Regions from separate parts of the Homo sapiens genome. Here region 2 is linked to region 1. Evidence: read pairs that join two places in POLR2A ChIA-PET (ENCODE). Cell type or tissue: MCF 10A. All regions are shown on one strand. Links, peaks and the distances in the headings refer to the core of each region. The heading gives the core; the rest is flanking DNA. Region 1 overlaps LOC102724968 (a long non-coding RNA gene). Region 2 has its middle 180 kb from the start of MAFB.

The links. ChIA-PET counts read pairs that join two places held together with the same protein. Peaks named below come from ENCODE experiments on the same cell type or tissue, not always from the same donor. Only the 100,000 strongest peaks of a DNase experiment are listed, where the experiment ranks them.
Region 2: POLR2A ChIA-PET joins it to region 1 with 21 read pairs; 2 of 35 experiments call an interaction of 5 or more read pairs at or near these places.

What each region holds. Positions count from the first base shown.
Region 1 is chr20:40,559,108-40,568,692 of GRCh38, reverse strand. LOC102724968 (a long non-coding RNA gene) reads left to right here. Exons shown (of 8, transcript XR_001754596.2): 8 at 1-123. Among named protein-coding and RNA genes, the nearest start is that of MAFB, 130 kb to the left of the region's middle. In MCF 10A, for the core only: no CTCF peak of the experiment used is centred there; DNase peaks (open chromatin) are centred at 3,452 and 5,222.
Region 2 is chr20:40,501,940-40,511,524 of GRCh38, reverse strand. No RefSeq gene overlaps it. Among named protein-coding and RNA genes, the nearest start is that of MAFB, 180 kb to the left of the region's middle. RefSeq lists enhancers at 4,339-4,850, 4,851-5,362. In MCF 10A, for the core only: no CTCF peak of the experiment used is centred there; a DNase peak (open chromatin) is centred at 4,774.

The sequences.
Region 1 (9,585 bases), core at 1,054-9,053:
TCTTTTGCTGTTCCAGGAAATTTGCAAGCCTCTTACTTACACAATTTCATTTGATTCTTCCAGTCACCTGTTGAGGTAGGTGCTATGATGATTTGTCCCCATTTTACAGATGATGAAATGAAGGCCCAGGTAGCAAAGCTGGGATGTGGCCCCAGTCTGGCTGACTCTAGGGCTGGGTTCTTGGCCACTACCCTGGATTGCAGTCAAGGGTACAGCTGGCCTGGTACCTCTGTGCTCTTTCCCAGTGCCAGGCCTGAGACTGGCCTGAGTGGGAAATACTGCTGATTCACATGTGCTCTGCTGGGAAGCTGCCTTACTCATTGGCTCGTTCATGCTGCAAGCATTCCCTGCATCTGCCTTGCTCAGGCTTTGTGCTGGGTGCTGCAGACAGGTGAAGTCAGGTGTCTCCTGTTAGGACAGCAGGCTTCCAGGCTGGAGGGGCTGGCAGAAGGTCGGACACACGTTGGAGAGCTGATGAGTACAGGCTTGCTGAGCTTGCTTTTCTCCAGGTCCTTGGCCACCCCTACGTAGGGAGTGCAGCTGGCCTGGGTGTCAGGAATTGTTGGGATCCCAGATATACCAGAGCAGATTGGGCAAACCTTTGAACCTAGGTGGCCTGCTCAGCCCTCCATGCAAAGCCTCATGTGGAGGGCTGGGATAGAGAACTCTGCTGGCTTTGGATGTGTCTGAGAGCCCCACCTGCCAGGGGGCCAACTGTGCTGTAGGGAGGGGATAAAGCCCTAACAGGGGCTACCCCTGGGAGCCCAAGAGCCTTCAGCAATGATTCCAGATTCATATCCCTTACCACTTTCTGGCTTCTCCAGCCTGGAACCTCTGGGCCTGTTCTGCTCCCACCCCTGTCATAAGCACCCCAACAAGACTTGTGGCATTCAACATGGGTCACTCAAGATGAGTGTTCCCTCTTCAGTCCACAGGAGGCATGCCCAACCCTATTGACCTCATTTGCCCATGCATTCATGCATTTATGCCTTCATTCAACAAATAGTTATTGGATTCCTATTGTAGGTTAGGTATTGTGCTGGTTTCTAAGAACACAGCTGAGAAAAAAAGAGTCATAGCTTCTACCCTCAAGGAACCCACATTCTAGAAGGCTCTCATAAAAAGAGTAAAGCAAGGATGAAAAATAATTACATTTTAAGAAGTGCACACAGGTGATATAAGTTGGTGATATGAATTGGCGCTGATTCATATTAGCTCATGAGAGCCAATTGTTAAATTTTCAGGGGTTTTTGTGAGCTAGTAGTTAAACACAGCCATTATAAACATTAAATTATATAAATAATATGTATTTTAATAAATAATATATAATATAATAAATAAATAATATATAATATAATAAATCATATAAATTATATAAAAATCAAAATGAAAAATGAAATGCATGACTCAATTATTTTACTTCTATTGTATCTATACGATGAAAATAATATATAATAGTTTGTGCATTGTTGTACTTCTTTGCCTAAAACCATATTCAGTGACCACATGTTGCTAGCTTGATATTGACCATGATGGGAATATTTACATTATGAAAATTAGGAGACACAACAAATGAGGGCTTTTGTTTTTCTTTGAGAACGATTTGTTAACATTTACTAGCACGTTCCTGGGATATGGGAGAGAATACAGGGGGATTTGACCTCAGGTAGATTCATTTATCGGGGAGATCTCACTAAGGGGGGGGATAGTTTTCTGAGACCTGAGGTTGAGAAGGAGTTGACCATTGTAACCATGTGTTGCAGAGTTTCATGCAAAGTCTCTGGAGCATGGTAGTTTCTGGGAATGGAAAGGGGACCAGTATGGCTGTTCATCAGTACCTGTAGCTATGACATTATGAGCAAGGGGGAGGGAGGAGGGAGATGGGGTTGGAAAAGCAGGCAGGGGCCAGGGCTTAAATTGACTTGTAAGCCATGGGAAGGAGTCTGAAGTTTATTTCAAGCCATGGGAGGGGTGCACAGCTGTGAGAGGGCAGCACAGCCTGACTCCCACCTCCAGTGCACTCCACATCTTTCCTCATCCTGCCCCACAGCTTTCTCCAGAGTTACAGGGGAGGGGATGGCAGGAAGTGAGCCCTCTTGGGGGCAGCCTTCAACCATAAAGCCATGGAGACTAGTGGATAAAGGTCCCAGCTTCCTGTTTTTCAGGTGGAAAATTCTGGGAGGCCTTCTGTACACTTCCTAGAGATCCTGGTACACCCAAGCCCCCTTTGCCTACAGTAAGGATCTCAGTAATATTCCCATATACAGTCTGAGCATCCCAAATCTGAAAATCCAAAATCCAAAATGCTCCAAAATCTGAAACTTTTAAAGCAGAAACATGATGCTCGAAGGAAATGTTCATTGGAGTATTTCAGTACTCATTGGAGTACTTCCTGGGGTCATCTCCCAAATCAACTACCTGTACCAAAGGCCTTATCGCAGGCTCTGCTCTCCAGGGAACCCAAACTAAGACAGGGTGATGTGAACACTGTGCACACAGAGCTGGCAGATGGGGAATGGGTTGGAGGGGCCATTTCTGCCCACTCAGTTTCCTCTACCCATGCCTGGGTCCCCTGGGTTCTTTCTGCAGGGACCCCTTTATCCCACATCCTGGAATCAGTCTTGACTAGGGACAGCCTAGTTTCTGCCCTTAGGCTTGAGTGGGTCAGCCAGGAGGTGATCAAACCCAGCACCACACTGTAGGGGCCACTTCACAAGCCTGGCTGCATCTGTCAAGACCCTCAGTCCCCTCCCTTTTTGGTTGGTCTGGCTCCTGATGCAGATTATCCCTGGCTCCTCCTGAAGGTGTCCTCATCCTGTCCTCCCACCCAGTTCTGCCAGACTGCTGCCTGGATCTGATGGTTTGTCGAGCCCTCTTGAGCTCTGACAGCCCCACAAGGTGGCTTAGCTGTTCCCCAGCCCTGGTCATGTGCCTAAATTAGGCTACAGTCAGTATATCCCACAGATCCCTGCCATGCAGAACTGATCTCACCTGTCCCAACCTGGGCCAAATAGGACACCAGTGTGGCCTCTTCCTCAGTTTCCCCAGTTCAGCATGGGTTAGCAACAACCATGCACTCACTCAGCAGCCCAGGCTTCAAGAAACACTGCTGCTGCAGTGCGACAGTCTGAGACTGAGCCTTCACGGAGGTCAGGTGATCTGTCTCACAGAGCTGGCTTTATACACCCCTGTCTGAATCCTTCCCTACTTGGCAGCCCAAAAGGCCATCTCCTTCTCCTAATGCCCCTCACTTTGCATTCCCCTGCACAGGCTATCCTTCGGGACCCAAATTGGCAAGGCAGCAGACCCTATTCCTTACAGGACGTGTTTCCCTGGCTTTATGACTGGGAAACCTGACCATTCTCCCTCCCTCTCCCCTAGGGACCTGGCTCCCTTCCTCACCATGAGCCCCTCCTGCTGCTCCCTTCTGAAGCTCTCCAGAACATTCTGACTCACCCTCTGACTCATGAGGAGTGTATTTCTGTTCCCATGTCCTGCACCTTAAGGCCCGGAGATCACAGCTGTTACCTCTGTGCATGTGTGTGCCTGTGTGTGCACCTGTGTGTGCATGTGTGTGTGTGTGCCCCTGTGTATGCATGTGTGCATGTGTGTCTGTGTGTTCTTGTGTGTGTGTTTGAGTGTGTGCATGCATGCATGTATGTGCCTGTGTGTGTTTGAGGGGGGCACGTTTTTCTCAGAGAGCTGGAGAGGGCGATTCTCCTATCCCTTCTCTACCTTACGTATACATCCCCTGACCCCTCAGGAGCAGACAGCCACCCTCACAGGCCCCTGGAGATGTGGATGGTGGGGTTGCCACAGAAAGCCTTATGCGAATACAAGTACAAGACAGTACAAGATGATTGTACTATCCAAGGTGCTTTTTAGCAAAGAAAATCCAAGTTGTTGACTCCATCCACTAAACCCTGAGTCTGGAATCTCTACATTGTTGAGCTGGAAGGAACCTAGGGGCTAAAGCTAACTCCTCATTTGTTACTTTGGGCCTAAAGATACCCAGATTAGTAAGAACCATGCCAAAAATTACCCAGCAAGCAAGTGGGCAAGCTGGATTGGTATCATAGTTAATTTATGCCCTAAGCCAATATCAGTCAGCCATTCGTCCTCTCCCCTAGCCACCCTCCACTATCCTGCTAGACCTGTGCCATCCAATATGGTGGCCACCAGTCGCATGTAGTTATCAAGCACTTGAAATGTGGCTAATCCTAATTGACATGTGCTGTCAATGTAAAATATGCATCAAATTTCAAAGGCTTAGTATAAAAAAGAATAGGAAATAGCTCATTAATAATTTTTTATATTGATTACATGTTAAAATAATATTTTGGATATATTGCATCAAATAGAATACATTATTAAAGTTAATTTCACTCATTTATTTTACTTTTAAAAATGTGGCTACTAGAACATTTTTAATTGCATATGTAATTTAAATAGATAATGGTTCATGTTTATGGCTTATATTATATTTTAACAGGAATTGACCAGCCCTTGGGCCAAATCTGGCCCACTGCCTGTTTTTGTAAATAAAGTTTTATTGAAATGCAGCCAGGCTCATTCATTTCCATAGTCTATGGGTGATTTTGCTCTGCAATGGTAGAGTTGTAACAGAGACCCTATGTTCCACAAAGCCTAAAATATTTACTCTATGGTTCTTTATAGAAAAAGTTTGCTGGCCCCTGCACCAGACCATCAATTTCCTGAGAGTAGAGATTCTGAGCTTCACACAGGATAAGTGCTTAATTAATACTAGTTGAATAAATGAATTACTTGATTAATTTTTGGAAGGTAAGTTTGTTGAAATTCCAAGCAGAGGACATAGTGTGTTGTCAAGGCACAGAACCAAGAAACAGCCCTGGGTGTTCTGATAAATGTCTGAGGTGGCCTTAGATACTCACATCAGCCCCCTCCTTGGTCCCTGGCTTCCTGTTTTTTTCCAGGAAATCTCCATTCTGCCTATGCAAACCCCAACAGATCACCAACCAACTCTCAAATCTTCAGTAGCCTGGCCGCTGCCTTTAGGATGAAGGCAAAGGTTGTTAGCAGGGCCTTCCGGCTCCTCCTGCCCCGCCTTGCCCAGCCCTTTAGCCTGGCGCTCTGCCATCTCCTCTCCCCTCCAGCACTCCGGCACTGCTCCTGCAGGCGCCCCACCCATTCTGGTCTTCGTGCCTTTCTTCATACTTTTTCTCTGCAAGTCACATAGCCACCCTTCCAGGCTCAGATCCAATATTTCTTCCTTGAGACACAATGTGGCATTTTGCCAGTTTTGGAGTTTCTTTTAAATGATTGTTCCTATAAGATAAATGATAGGAGGTAGTCGGTTCCCACAGCACTTTGTATCTTTCTTCACTGTAACACTAATAATTGAAAGCAGGAAATCTCACTTTTTATTTGGTATTTGCTGTGTGCCAGACACCACCCTCAGCTCTCTCCATGGATTGCCTTTTAAAATTCTCACCACAGCTTTATGAAATACGTGCTGTTTTGCTCCCATTTAACAGATGAGGAAACAGACTCAGAGATGGCCCTGAAATTCAAATGCAGATTGTTGGATTCGAGAGCCCACAGTCTTAATCTAGGGCCTGTGTTCCTTCCTGAGACTAGGTCCTACTCTCCCACGCCTGGGGTCTCTTCCTTCCAGAGAGGTCCTAGAATCCGCCCTGAATGGGGACAACCTAGGCCCTGCTCTGAGGCCTGCGTGTATCAGCTCATAGGTAAGGCTAACCCAGCATCACAGTGTAGAGACCTCTCCAGAGGCCTCCCTGCAGCTGCTCAGAGAGGCAGTCCCCATCCTTGAAGGTCTAGGGCACACAGTTAAGTATATGTTAACTCTTCCTCATTTTGGGTCTCAACATAAACCATGCTTCCTCATGGAAGTACTCCATGATTGCCCAGAATACGATAGATCCTTGGATATGTGTTCTCACAGTACCCAGCTCTTCTCCTCCCCTAACACTTATTAATTTTTTTTGTACTGACTCTTTTATCGTTGGTTTCCCCCAGTAGACAGTAAGCATCATGAGTGCAGGAACTTTGTTCATTGTTGTATTTCTAGCAATTTTCTCAGTGTCTGCCTGTTACTAGGCACAGTGAACATTTGAGTGAATGAACAAAACTCTACTTGATCTCTTCACCTGGATATCAGCCTCACAAATCCACAGGGAAGCAGAAAAGCATGTGAGGTTCGGTCCCTATCCCATTCCCTCTGCAAGGGACTTAGTGTTGAAGACACTGGTACGTGTTGAAAGGACACAATGGGAGATTGATGATCACAAGGCCGGTAATGTCTGACCTGTGAGCAGAACTTGAGACAGAAAGCAACTTCCTCTGCCTCAGCCAAGGAAACCTACCCTCCTCCCCACACCAACCCCATGTGCCCTCTTGGGCACAGCCTGTGGCTGACAACAGAGCTGAAGGACAGTGGGTAGGTAGGTCCCCTGTCTGGGGACAAGCAGACAGGCCTGTGGCTTGGGCAGTGAGTCAGACAGACTCCCCACCCTGACCCCACCCCCAGAGAGTGAGGGAAGCGAGCTGCTCAGTCACACACAGACAGCTCATGGAGGAGGGACACAGTGGGATTCCAAATCACTGCTAAAGGGTTTCCCCCATTCTTCCTCCTGCTGCTCTAGTGGGTGTGGCTTGAGAATTTCAGTTTTCACCTGTTTCAGGGAAGGCAGTGGCCCAGGTGAGGCCTGCAGCGGTTGGAATTTTTATATTTGCCCTGCACATCCCACAAATATCTCAAGGCTCTGTTGGTGGGTGGGAGGGTTGGTCTGCCCTAGGACCCCTGAGAATCAGGTCTCACGTGCATACCTGGGTCTAGGGTGAACAGCTTATTTTCGCTTGCCTAGGCCTGCCTTGTTTTAAAAACTAAAAATTGGAAGGGCGCAGTGGCTCATGCCTGTAATCCCAGCACTTTAAGGCAGGCAGATCACCTGAGGTCGGGGAATTTGAGACCGGCCTGACCAACATGGAGAAACCCCATCTCTACTAAAAATACAAAATTAGCCGGGCTTGGTGGCACATGCCCGTAATCACAGCTACTCAGGAGGCTGAGGCGGGAGAATCGCTTGAACCTGGGAGGCGGAGGTTGCGGTGAGCTGAGATTGTGTCATTGAACTCCAGCCTGGGCGACAAGAGTGAAACTTCATCTAAAAAAAACCCAAAAAACCTATAAATTCCACTTCCCAGAAACTCCCCAGTCTCAGGCAAAGGAGGCTGGTTGGTCCCCCTTCCTGGGTTCTTTGCACTTCATTGATTGGCTTCAGTACCAGATGCTGTGTCACTAGTTGCTGGCTGGCCACTTCTTCATCATATCAGTGCATGGCCATGGGCTTCTTTTGAGGCTCATGGTTGGGCTTAGGGACAGGCAGCAGCTTGCTTGACCTGTGAACCTGGGCAGACCACCAGGGGCTAGTGTTAACTGTTTGACACCCGGTATAAAGACCACAAGAAGTTCTGCTGAAGTTCTTGCAGATGGTGGGGTGGGAGACGGACCCAGGGCATCTAATCTACCAGGTTGTGATGATGGCCACATAGAGCTGGCCTGAGTTTTGGGACGTATGTCCGTGCAGAGCAGAATAAGCTACATCAGGGGATAGAATAGATATATAATGCAAGACACATATGCCATTTTAAATTTTCTAGTAGTTACAGTTTAAAAAGAAGCAGGTAAAATTACTTTTAATAATAGTCTATCTAACCCACTTATCCCAAATATGATCACTTCAACATCCAATCAATAGAAAAATTTTTAATGAGATCTTTTAAAATGTTTCTCTCTTCATTCTAAGTTTAACATCTGGTATGTATTTCACGGGGTCAGCACATCTCAATTTGGACCAGTCACATTTCAAGTGCGGCTTGGCCACATGTGGCTCTGTATTGGACAGAGCAGAGCTAGGCACTTTTGCAGCAGGGAAAAGGGATCTTTATCCAGACAGGGCTTCCAAGGTCTAAGCAGGTCCATTTTGAGGAGATATTTGGAGTCTACGCAGATGAAGGTAGATCTGCAGATTTCAAAGTCATCAGTTGTGCTGGTGTGATATTGAAGCTGTCTGGGGATACTGTTTGGGGGCTGTAGGTTGTAAGGGGGAAAAGGTGGTTTTATCATAGTTCACCTTTGTGGTACAGCCAGATCAGTAGGAGGAATGCCCGCAAGTGTGGCTGGGGAGGGCTCTTTCTTACTCTTAGACAAAAGGTATTGTCAGCCTACAGTCTTTGCAAGATTTAATCTTAATGGAGCAAGCCTCCAATAGGCCCTAAAGAGGCTCTTGCTAGGAAACCTTGACCATCCTTCCCACCACTCCTTTGTCCCTGGAGGAGCAGTTTGTGGATTGCTTTCTGGGTTTAGTTCCATCTTAGAAGGTAAGAAAAGCTCCATTGATTCTTAAGAATTGTTTTTTCAAATGTAAATGTATTTCTTAGAGCTGTACTTCATTAGTTTTTGAAAACTGCATTTCCTTCTCTCAGAAAAATGGACACTCACAAATATGCATACACTTTAAACTACAATTCTAGGAGGGACCTGAGGTTCCCTGAAGCATTCTTTACACCCTAGATTAAACATTTCCAGTTAAAAAGATACAGAGCTCTAGCTGGACACAGTGGGTGATGGCTGTAATCCCAGCACTTTGGAGAGCCAAAGTGGAAGGATCACTTGAAGCCAGGAGTTCTAGGCCAGTCTGGGCAACAGAGCGAGACCTCATATCTACAAAAAATAAGATAACTAGCTGAGTGTAGTGGCACACACCTCTAATCCCAGCTACTGGGGAGGCTGAGGTGGGAGGATCCCTGGAGCCCAGGAGTTTGAGGATGCAGTGAGCTATGATTGTGTGATTGCACTCCTGCCTGGGCAACAGAGGGAGACTCTGTCTCTAAAAATATAAAAAAATAAGTAAATACAGAGTTCTGAGTTGAGTTTCCAGAGTGTGTAGAGCAAAAAAGATGGGAAAGACAAGTCCAGATGCTGGTGAGCATGTGGAGCCGCCAGAACATCATGGGTGGATTGTGAATGGTTCATCCACTTTAAAAAATGACTTGACAGTTTCTTAAAGAGTTAAATGTGCATCTAGCCTATGACCTAGTAATTCTATTTCTTGATATTTATCTGAGAGAAATGAAAACATATATCCACAAAAAATTATTTACAAAAATATTCATAGCAGCTTTAATCACAATAACCTAAAATTGGAAATGGTTCAAAATATTCATTAACAGGATAATGGGTAAACATTTATGGTCTATTTATACAGTGAGATACAACTCAGCAGTTAAAATAAACAGATTATTGATCTGTTCACAACAACATGAATGAATCTCAAAAATATCCTGCTGAGCACAAAAAGCCAGACACAAGTGTTTATCTGTGTGACTCCACAAATGTGAAGTTCCAGAACAGGCAAAGCTAACTCGTGGTGAGAAATCAGGGCAGTCGTTGCTTCCAGGGAGGAGGAATTGCTGGAAAAGGGCAGAAGAGAACGTTTCTGGGTGTTGGGGACGTTCTATGGGTTTCAGTCAAACTGAAAGACCGGTGTGATTAAAATCTGTGCACATCACTATATGTAAGTT
Region 2 (9,585 bases), core at 519-8,518, 57 kb after region 1:
ATGGCACAGGCATGGTTTGCTGGAGCACTGTCAGGGCAGCAGTCCCTTAGGTGCCAAGAAACCCAGGCTTCGGAAATTGTGGCGGCAGGGCCCCTCCACAGGGCGTGCTGTCGGGAATAAGCTCTGGGTGAGGAGAAACTTGGCCTAACAGGACAGGGAGGCTCACACCCTGGGCCAAGAGGGAGGCGATCTCGCCTGATTCCTTTAAGATCCTGGGATGTCAATCTGAGAAAAAGCAGGTTTCAGGCTGAAAAAGTTTGGAACAGACCTGGTTAATTATGCATTTTTTATTGCAAAACTTCTCAGAATCTTTGATATTCTGATGTGTCAATCCAAGAAGGGAAGCAGGGGCGCGCAGATTCAAGCTTGTTTGACAGTGGAGCATTTGGCTCAGCATTTTTTGGGGCTGCTGTTCTACAGGAGGCACAAAAAGATGCTGCTTTCAGTGTGCTCTCCCTGCAGGCGCCAGAACGCAGACTCATGATGGCAGGGACTACCCCTGCTTTGTTGATATCTCTATAGTCTAGTACATGAGAAGTGGCCAGTGAAAGTTGGGTAAATAAATCAGTGAGTGAATGAATGTAGGACATTCACAGAATCCCTCGCTCTCTTCCTTTCCTCCTCCCTCCCTCCCTTCCTCTTTCCCTTCCTTCCTCCTTCTTTCCTCCCTGCTTCTCCTCTCTTCCTCCCTTCCTTCCCTTTCTCTTCCTTTCTTCTTTCCTCCCTTCCTTTCTCCTCCCTCCCTCCTTCTCTCCCTCCCTCCCTTTCTCCCTCCTTCTCTTTTCCCTTCCTCCTTTCTTTTTTTCTTTCCTCCAAGTATTTCTTACGGTAGTCACTGTGCTAGATCCTAGGGACACAATATAGAAACAGAACAAGACGGGGAATGGTGGCTCACACCTGCAATTCTAGCACTTCGGGAGGCTGAGGTGAGAGGATTGCTTGAGGCCAGGAGTTTGAGACAAGCCTGGGCAATATGGAGAAAACCCACCTCTACAAAAAAATACAAAAAATTAGATGGATGTGGTAGTGGGTTCTTGTGGTCCCAGCTACATGGGAGGCTGAGGTGGGAAGATCGCCTGAGCTTGGGAGGCCAAGGCTGCAGTGAGCAGTGATCATGCCACTACATTCCTGCTGGGTGACAGAGTGAGACCCTGTCAAAATAAAATAAAATAAGAACAGTTCTGTTGTATGGTAATTCATTAATTACAATTTTTGACTTCAGGAGACTAACTGCTTTTGCTCCCTTAACTGGAGAAGGGTGAAAGGCTGAGAGCTGTCCAGACGACCCTGCCGAGGGCTAGAGAGCAGACACCTCCTGACCCATAGCAGGTTGGCTGCTTGTTTGTCAAGATCAGACTGCAGGCTACTTCTTGCTCCCCTGGAATATCCCTTAGCACCTCTTTGTCGAGAAGGCCTCCTATTACCCAGACCTGGCAAAGCAGGCCACCAGCCCTCTAGCTCCCTTTCCTTGCTGCTGCTAAGGCCAAGACACTGGCCTGGCAGCTTTGGGAGGGCAGGGGCCATGTCTGCCTTGCCCACCAGGGAATCTCTAGTACCTGTCGGGGACCTGGCATTAGTGAATACTTGACAAATGATGAAGTCCAGAAACAATGCTGATTTAAGGCATAGGTCCACATCCATGGGTAAGAAAGAAACAAAAGGAGCAGTGTATGAAGTTCTGGGGTGTTCCTGACTTCTTGATCATGGTCCCAGCTCTGAAACTACATATGTGCCCCTTGCAAAGGCTGCAGAATGTTCCCCCAGCCTCCCTTACTGATTCCTGAAGCTGGAGCTCAGGAAATACCCCTCCATCTCCTCTTATGACCAACTTTTCTTCCAGGGATCTGGAAATACCATTTCTCATCCCATGTTGGCCCTTAGCATCTGCATCTGGTGGCTACTGGTTGGTTCCATCAGATGCTAGAGCTGAACTCACCTCCTAGATTCAAGGCAAAGATCTGAATACATGGGGAGTGTTAACATTGTATTATCATAAGCATGGAAACCTGCTTCAGATCACAGTATGGTGATGATGAGAAGGGGGTGTCTCTGGGGCTTCCTCCAGCATTGAACACCCACAATAGGTAGCTGACTGGGCTAGGGCCTGTGCTCATGCCTTACACAATCCTGCAAGACAGGGGCTGCTGCTCCATTTTACAGATGAGGAAACAGTCTCAGTGGACAAAAGTGACATGTCAGAATCCAAGTGGCTGAATGGGCTTTGAAATCAGGCATGGCTGATTCTGAAGCCCCAGTGACTTTCAGACAGCCGCCTTGTCTCCTGAAGGTATGAACTTTTCAAGGCTGTCTCCTCAGCTCTGATGACAAAGGGAAAGCCTCAGGGAGAGATGTGAGGAGTGAGACCACAAGGTCACAGGGTAAGGGAAGAGGAGTAAAGCTACTCCTTCATTTATTCATCCATTAAGATAATACTGAGATCTACTCTGGGCTAAAGGCTGGGGACCCAGTAGAAAGAAATATAGCCTGTAGACTCAGAAGGTGAGTCACATATTTTTTAAGTATGATAAGTCTTCATTTAACATTGTTGATAAGTTCTCAGAAACTGTGACTTTAAGTCAAAGAATGTGCTATATAACAAAATCATTTTCCCATAAGCTAATTGATATAAACAAGAAGTAAGTTCCTATGGCATGCAGTAGGTCATTTTGCTTAATGTCACAGTTTCTGAGGGCCTATTGATGATGTTAAGTGAGAATTTGCTGTATTCCACACATAAATGTAAATGGAACCTGTGAACAGTGCTCTGAAGGAGAAGTGTGAGATGATAAGAGACATAATGAGAGGGCTCTGGTTTGTTCAAGGAGGATAAGGTGGCTTCCCTGCAGAGGGAATGTTTCATCTGGGATCTCAAAAATGAGTAGGGGCTGGGGACAGTGGCTTGCACCTCTAATCCCAGCTACTTGGGAGGCTGAGGCAGGAAGATCGCTTAAGGCCAGAAGTTTGAGACCAGCCTGGGAAACATAGCAAGAACACTCCCTCTTAAAAGAATGAGTAGGAGTTAGCAAGATGTGAGAGTGTGGAGAGGCAGGAGCAAGAAATAGTCCAGAGAGCACCAAAAGCATATGCAAAGGCCCTGGGCCGAAGAGATCCTGGGTCTGTCCGGAGAACAGTGAAAAAAGTCTGGGTGGTGTCTTGAAGTTGGAGCACAATTAGCTACTGAAATATTTTAAGCACAGGAGGGGACATAATCATGTTTGAATTTGGAAACTATCCTTCTGGCTCCTACACAAGGGGGTATGCTTCATTGTAACTGCTGAGAGTAAGCCTGGCAAGAAGGGACTGGGAGCTGAATCTCGGCAAGTCAATTCCTTTTGAGAGGCCTCAATTTCTCCATCTCTATAGTGAGTTTGTAGTCAATGGTGGATACTTTCCATCTAGTTTAAATGCTCTGTGGCACTTCCTTACTCTCTATGCTGTCCCTCAACAGGACTTTCAGTCCTGGGGAGAAGAAATTCTTTGTATTTCTCAGTCTTCCTCTTGACCATTTTACCATGAACTCTTGGAAAGTGAATTCCCATGTGCACACGGATGCATATTTGTAGATACTTAGGAAGAGAATAGGAACTGTTTTCTTGGGAGGGCCATGCAATGGTATCTATTGAACCCAAACATGTGCAGCTATGATTTAGAGATTCTACTCCTTGGTGTCAACCTTCAAAAAATACCTGCATGTGGGCAAAGAAGGATTATAGGAAAATATTCATCGTAGTATTGCTTGTGAATAGAGAAAAAAATGGAGACAACTTTAAAGTCACTACCTGACAACAATTAAAAGGTATGGCACATTTATAGTATTAGATACTAAGCAGCCATTAAAAGAAATTGTGGCTCCTCTGTGTAACAATGTGGAAAATCTCTGAGACATTCTGATGTGTGAAAAAACAAGTTACGGAAACATACATACAAGTTATGCAAACATACATACATACAGTTGGGAAAATAAGTATAGAAATGTCCCCCACACCTAGCCTTTCTTATGAGAGTATGAGACTGAGGCTCAGAGACTGAAATGATTATTTAATCACATAGCTAGCAAAAAGAAGCAGGATTCAAAACCAGGTCTATTTGAGTCCAAAACTTACCTTCTGTAGTTACTCGTAAGTCCTGTCAACCTGCGGGCACACACTCTCAGCGAGACCCGGCTCTCAGCACTCCTGTTTCTCTATATGTAATCTGTACATATATGTAATCTATACACACCACACAAAGAATAGAGATTGAAGGAGAAACACTTAACTGATAATAGTGGTTGTCTCTGGATGGGATTGGAGATGACAGCGTCAAGGAGGACTCCTGCCTTCTTAGTAATATTCTAATATTTCTAAAAGGAGGAATGTTAGTTTCTTGTGTAAACTAACATTAATTAAAAAATAAGACAGAGCCCTTGAAGACACTCAGGAAAATATTAACCATATTTACAACTGCAGAGGCCATGTGGTAGGGCCTGAGGGGTGGTTTCCCATTTCTATATTTCTATATTTGATAGTCTTTACACTTTTTTCATAATGAGAATATATTTATATAGTCATGGTGCAATAAAAAAGGGAAAAAAGGAAGTAGTCCTTCCAATTTAGTTCTTCTCCAAATGAGCTCAGCAACGAGAACACTTGGGGGAGCTGAGGCCCAGGGAGCCCATGTGATTGCAAGCAAGCATGCAGTGAGTCAGTGGGCGAGGGAAGAAAAGGCCATCCACAGCGCCCGGCTGCATCACGTGACCCCAGAATGCAGCAAACTGGCTTGTTTTGCAATCCAGGCAGGTCCTTTAACCACAGGCCTGCTGGCTGGCCCCATGCGGCTGGGGGAGAAGGTGCCAACCCTCTTCCCTCGAATGAGTCATGCCTCTTCCCGCAATAGCTGGGGGGGGATGTGGAGAAGTTGGTCTCCGGGGCAGAGGCACAGCTACTGCTCATAGGCCCTGCCAGGCTGGGCACCCTGAAGGTTGAAGGGCCCCAGGGGCCTTTGGGGATGTCCCTAGATGGGGGCTGTAGATGAACATAATCATGGACATCTCTTGTAGGCCATTGCAGTCAGTGCCCACATGTGTTGATTATAAGGAGGTGGGGTTTTGGGGACCTTCTATTGCACACTGATGTATATTATGTCCAGGATACTGGGCCCATGTGTCCTATTACCTGTGAGACAGGGCTGACTGTCCCCATTTCACAGATGATAAAACTGAGCCTCAATGGAGGTAAGTAACTTGTCCACATTCTGAGGTCCAAGCTAGTAAGTGGTATAAATGGGGTGCAAAACCAAGTGTAGCTAAATCCAAGACCAGGTGATTTTCACTGCACTCTGGTTGCTTCCTTTGGGCAGAAAATATGTGCTCCCAGCTGTGTGTCCTTGGAGGCCACTTCTCATGGGACACGCTCTCAGGTTTGCTTATAGAAGCAGAAGATGAGGCACAAGAAAAGTGGGAGGTCCTTAGGGATGGCAGCACAGTGATTCTCTGCCAGGTACCAGCCTGAGCACATCACTGCCATATGCTCTTCAGTCTCCACAACAACTGGTGAAACAATCGTGCCTGTTTTGCAGATGGGCAAACTGAGGCTCAGAGACTGAAATGATTATCTAATCACATAGCTAGCAAGAAGAAGCAGGATTCAAAACCAGGTCTATTCGAGTCCAAAACTTACCTTCTGTAGTTACTCGTAAGTCCTGCCAACCTGCGGGCACACATTCTTGGCGAGACCCGGCTCTCAGCCCTCCTTTCTCTCTTCAGCCCAACTCTTGTCCATGAGGCAAATTCTCATTCATGCTTCAGTACTCCATGGGACATGGCCTTCTCCATGAAGCCTTCCTCAGCTCCTCAGTGAGGGATTCTCACCTCTGTCCTCATGGCTTCCTGACCTCAAAGACCTGTAATGACATAGGTCACATGGCTTTGTGGCTCTCCCTACTTATCTATTCAGGAGACTGGTGATCACATGTAGGGTAGAGACAGTATCATGTTTTTCAATTTTTTAACCCCTTTGATTTTTTTTTTTATTTATTCAGAAGCTAATGCAGTGGTTACATCATAGCTTTATGGATCCACAGATCTGGGTTTGAATCTTCACTAGGCTGGGTGATGTTGGGGCAATTACTTTACTTATTTCAGCTCCATCTGTAAAATGGAAATTCTAATGTCTACATCTCAGTGACCTTGTAAAGATTAAGTGAAATATATATGTAAAGTGCTTAGCACAGTGCCTGAGGCACAGAGTGCATAAATATTATGACCCACTGGCTTAGTCCTGTGGTATATCAAGACTTGACTGGGGAAAGTGTGGCTGTCCTTGTTAATGAGGCTGCCCCTACTCCATTGCAAGGACTTGATTTGAAGCTTTGAGTACTGCCCACAGTTTATAACTTTACCCCCTGAATATATCATTCTTTATTCTTCAGAGGTGGCCATGGATGGTGACTTACACCCTAAATTTACAGATGCAGATAGGAATGGGATGGGCTGAGCAAATCTCTAAACAAAAATTCACATATGAAATTATGTAAAAATTAAACAAACATTTTCAAAAATGTTAATTCTTAGTTCTAACCAAGGAGATTAAAATGATTTACGTTAATCATTTAAGAAAAAAATGTTATTAATGACCAATGCTGGTGAGGTTGGAATGAAAATCATGCATGCACTGCTTGTGACCATCCAAATTCTTACAAGCTTTTGGGACAATATGAGAACATATTGTCACACCCTGATATTCAAGGTGTGAAAATGATCTTGAGGAAAGGACTAGCTATAAGCAAAAGATGTGTGTTACATCAATATCTAGAACAGCAAAACCCTAGATAATTCTCAAAGGCCCATTTACAAGGGTGTGGTAAATGAAATCATGGTGCACCAATGTAATCATCAGCAGTGTTGATGACAAAGATCTCATGGAAACATACAAGATGTTTATTATACATTACCTAGAAAGCAGAATATTAACTGGAATTTATGAATGTAACTATGTTAAATTTATGCAAGAACAAATATGGGCAAGAAGAGAAAGGTCAGAGGCGAAATGAAAGGGTTGAGATGGGTGGCAGGCTGTGGATCGCCTCCAGTGCTATTTGGACTGAGTCACCCTGTAAGTGACCTGAAGAGGTCCCCTGACTTTGGGATTTCATGGCCAGCATCCTTTTCACCAGGCAGTCCAGACTCTCTGCATCTCCTGCATTCAGGCCTCACCACTGATTCCTCAAATACATTTTCCAAAGATAGAAATGCATATAATTGCCTTTTGTCTGGCTTCAGAAAGCCAAATGGCCTTTACTAGGGATTTTTGGGAGGCCAAAGCACTCTGATCTTGACTGGAAGGTTCCCCATGAGTGCTCTTCAGCATTGATCAGCAGGAGCTGATCTCGCTCAATGGCTCCTAAGAGCTCTTTTCATAGAAACAAAGAGCTTTCATGATGGGGAAGCCATCTTAGGCCTAATGAGGCTGGTGGGAACCTCGTTAGTTAAGTTAGGAAATTTGGCTGCCCAAGAAATATATGTGGGAATCATGCACTTTGGCCTACAGGGTCATTTTCAACTTTAGACAAGGCAATATCATGGATGGAACCATTCATGTCTGAAAGGAACTGCAGAGGGGCCTCTGCAGGTAGAAAATTCCCAGCTCTCCAGCCACCCCACAGTCTCCCCAGAATCTTCTTTAGCTCCATCCACAGATGCAGGCTCCTGTCCTATGCTTCCATCACAGATAGCCCCGCCTTTGCCCAGCTGCTGAGAACAGGCGTGCACTGCCAGTCAACACCCAACCCTGCCACCAAATCGCACTATTACAACCTGAGTAACCTGAGTAGGCAAAGAGAAGTGCTTTGGCTCAGTAATGATTTTACCTTTACTATTGTTCATTTGTTCATTCACTCATCTGTTCTTCAGTTATGAAGCACCACCTGCTCTATGTCAGACACAGACACTGTTCTAGATCATGGGGATATGCCAGGACCATGGTGGCCCCAAGTGAATAATAAAAAGCCAAGAAAATAACATATTTACATGAGTTCTATAAAAGAAATCAGTGGGGTGTTCTTTTCTGATGCAGAACAATGGGTAGGGATGAGCAGGGCAGACCTTCCTTCCATTGGGGTGGCTACTGGGGAACTTTTTGAGGTAGTGTCAGTTCAGCAAAGGCTGGAAAGGGGAGGAAAAGCCAGCTATGCAAGAATCTGGGGGAAGAGCCTTCCAGGCAGAGGGAACAGCTGAGCAGAGTGCAGGCAGGGAGGAACTGGTGTGGTCCAGCGTGCTAGAAACATGCTTCCCTGTCTCCTTTCACTCCTCTCTTTCTGTCTGTCCCTGCTCTCTTGCTCTCCCTCTTTCCCTCCTTAGTTGATCATTTTTGTCCCCATCCGTATCTTGGTGTCTGATTGACTTACTTCGAGTCTGGCCATGTTTGTCTCTGTCTCTTTTATTTTCTTCCCCTTCCTGACTCTTTCAGTCTCCCTAACTCCGAATAGCTTTTTCCCAGCCTTTGTCTTTTTTTGCACACTCCCACCCCTGCCCTGTGTTTTCTTAGTGCCTCTCACTTTCTCTCTCCCCCTCCCCTTTATCTCTCTCTCTCCACCTGACTTTGGTTCCAGTGCTATGTCCCTCTTTCCGCCCCTTTGCCTGATGTCTCTTCTGTTCCTGGGCAGAGGCCGCTGGGAAGCGCGTCTGATTGATATTGCTACTGACAGTCAAAGCCTTTAAATCATTCCCACAGTGCGTCTCTGGGAGGTGGTAAGCCGGCAGTGTTTTGTCTGTACCCGAGAAAGACAGGGGTTTCTAAACAAATATATACATTCTCAGAAATCCAAGTGATTGTATTTCTCCATTGATCCATGCTGAGTAAGTGTAAAGCTTGCCTGGTGTCTGCAGGGAATCACAGAGTGAGCGGGCTGTGCTGGGTGAGGAAGGAGGAGGGGGCTGAAACTGGCCCAATGGGGCCCAGGCTCCAAGGACCTGAACAAAGTGGCTTACTTGTAGAAGGGAAAGGGATTACTTCCTGTTGGGAGAATCAGAGAAAGCTTTATGATGCTTGAGCATCATCTCTTTTGTGAAACCCTTCCTGACCACCTCTCTCATCCCTAAAGAGAAGTGACAGCTCCCCTCACATGTGAGCTCCACTGTGTATGGATGTCTGGCTCAGCACCTAGAACTCTTTTTTATTTTTATTTTACTTTAAGTTGTGGGATACATGTGCAGAATGTGCTGGTTTGTTACATAGGTATAAATGTGCCATGGTGGTTTGCTGCACCCATCAACGTGTCATCTAGGTTTTAAGCCCAGTATGCATTAGGTATTTGTCTTAATGCTGTCCCTCCCCTTGTCCCCAACCCCCTGACAAGCCCTGGTGTGTGATGTTCCTCTCCCTGTGCCCATGTGTTCTCATTGTTCAACTCCCACTTACGAGTGAGAACGTGCAGTGTTTGGTTTTCTGTTCCTCTGTTAGTTTGCTGAGGATGATGGTTTCCAGCTTCATCCGTGTCCCTGCAAAAGACATGAACTCATTCTTTTTCTAATGGCTGCATAATATTCCATGGTATATATGTGCCTCATTTTCTTCATCCAGTCTCTCAATGATGTGCATTTGGGTTGGT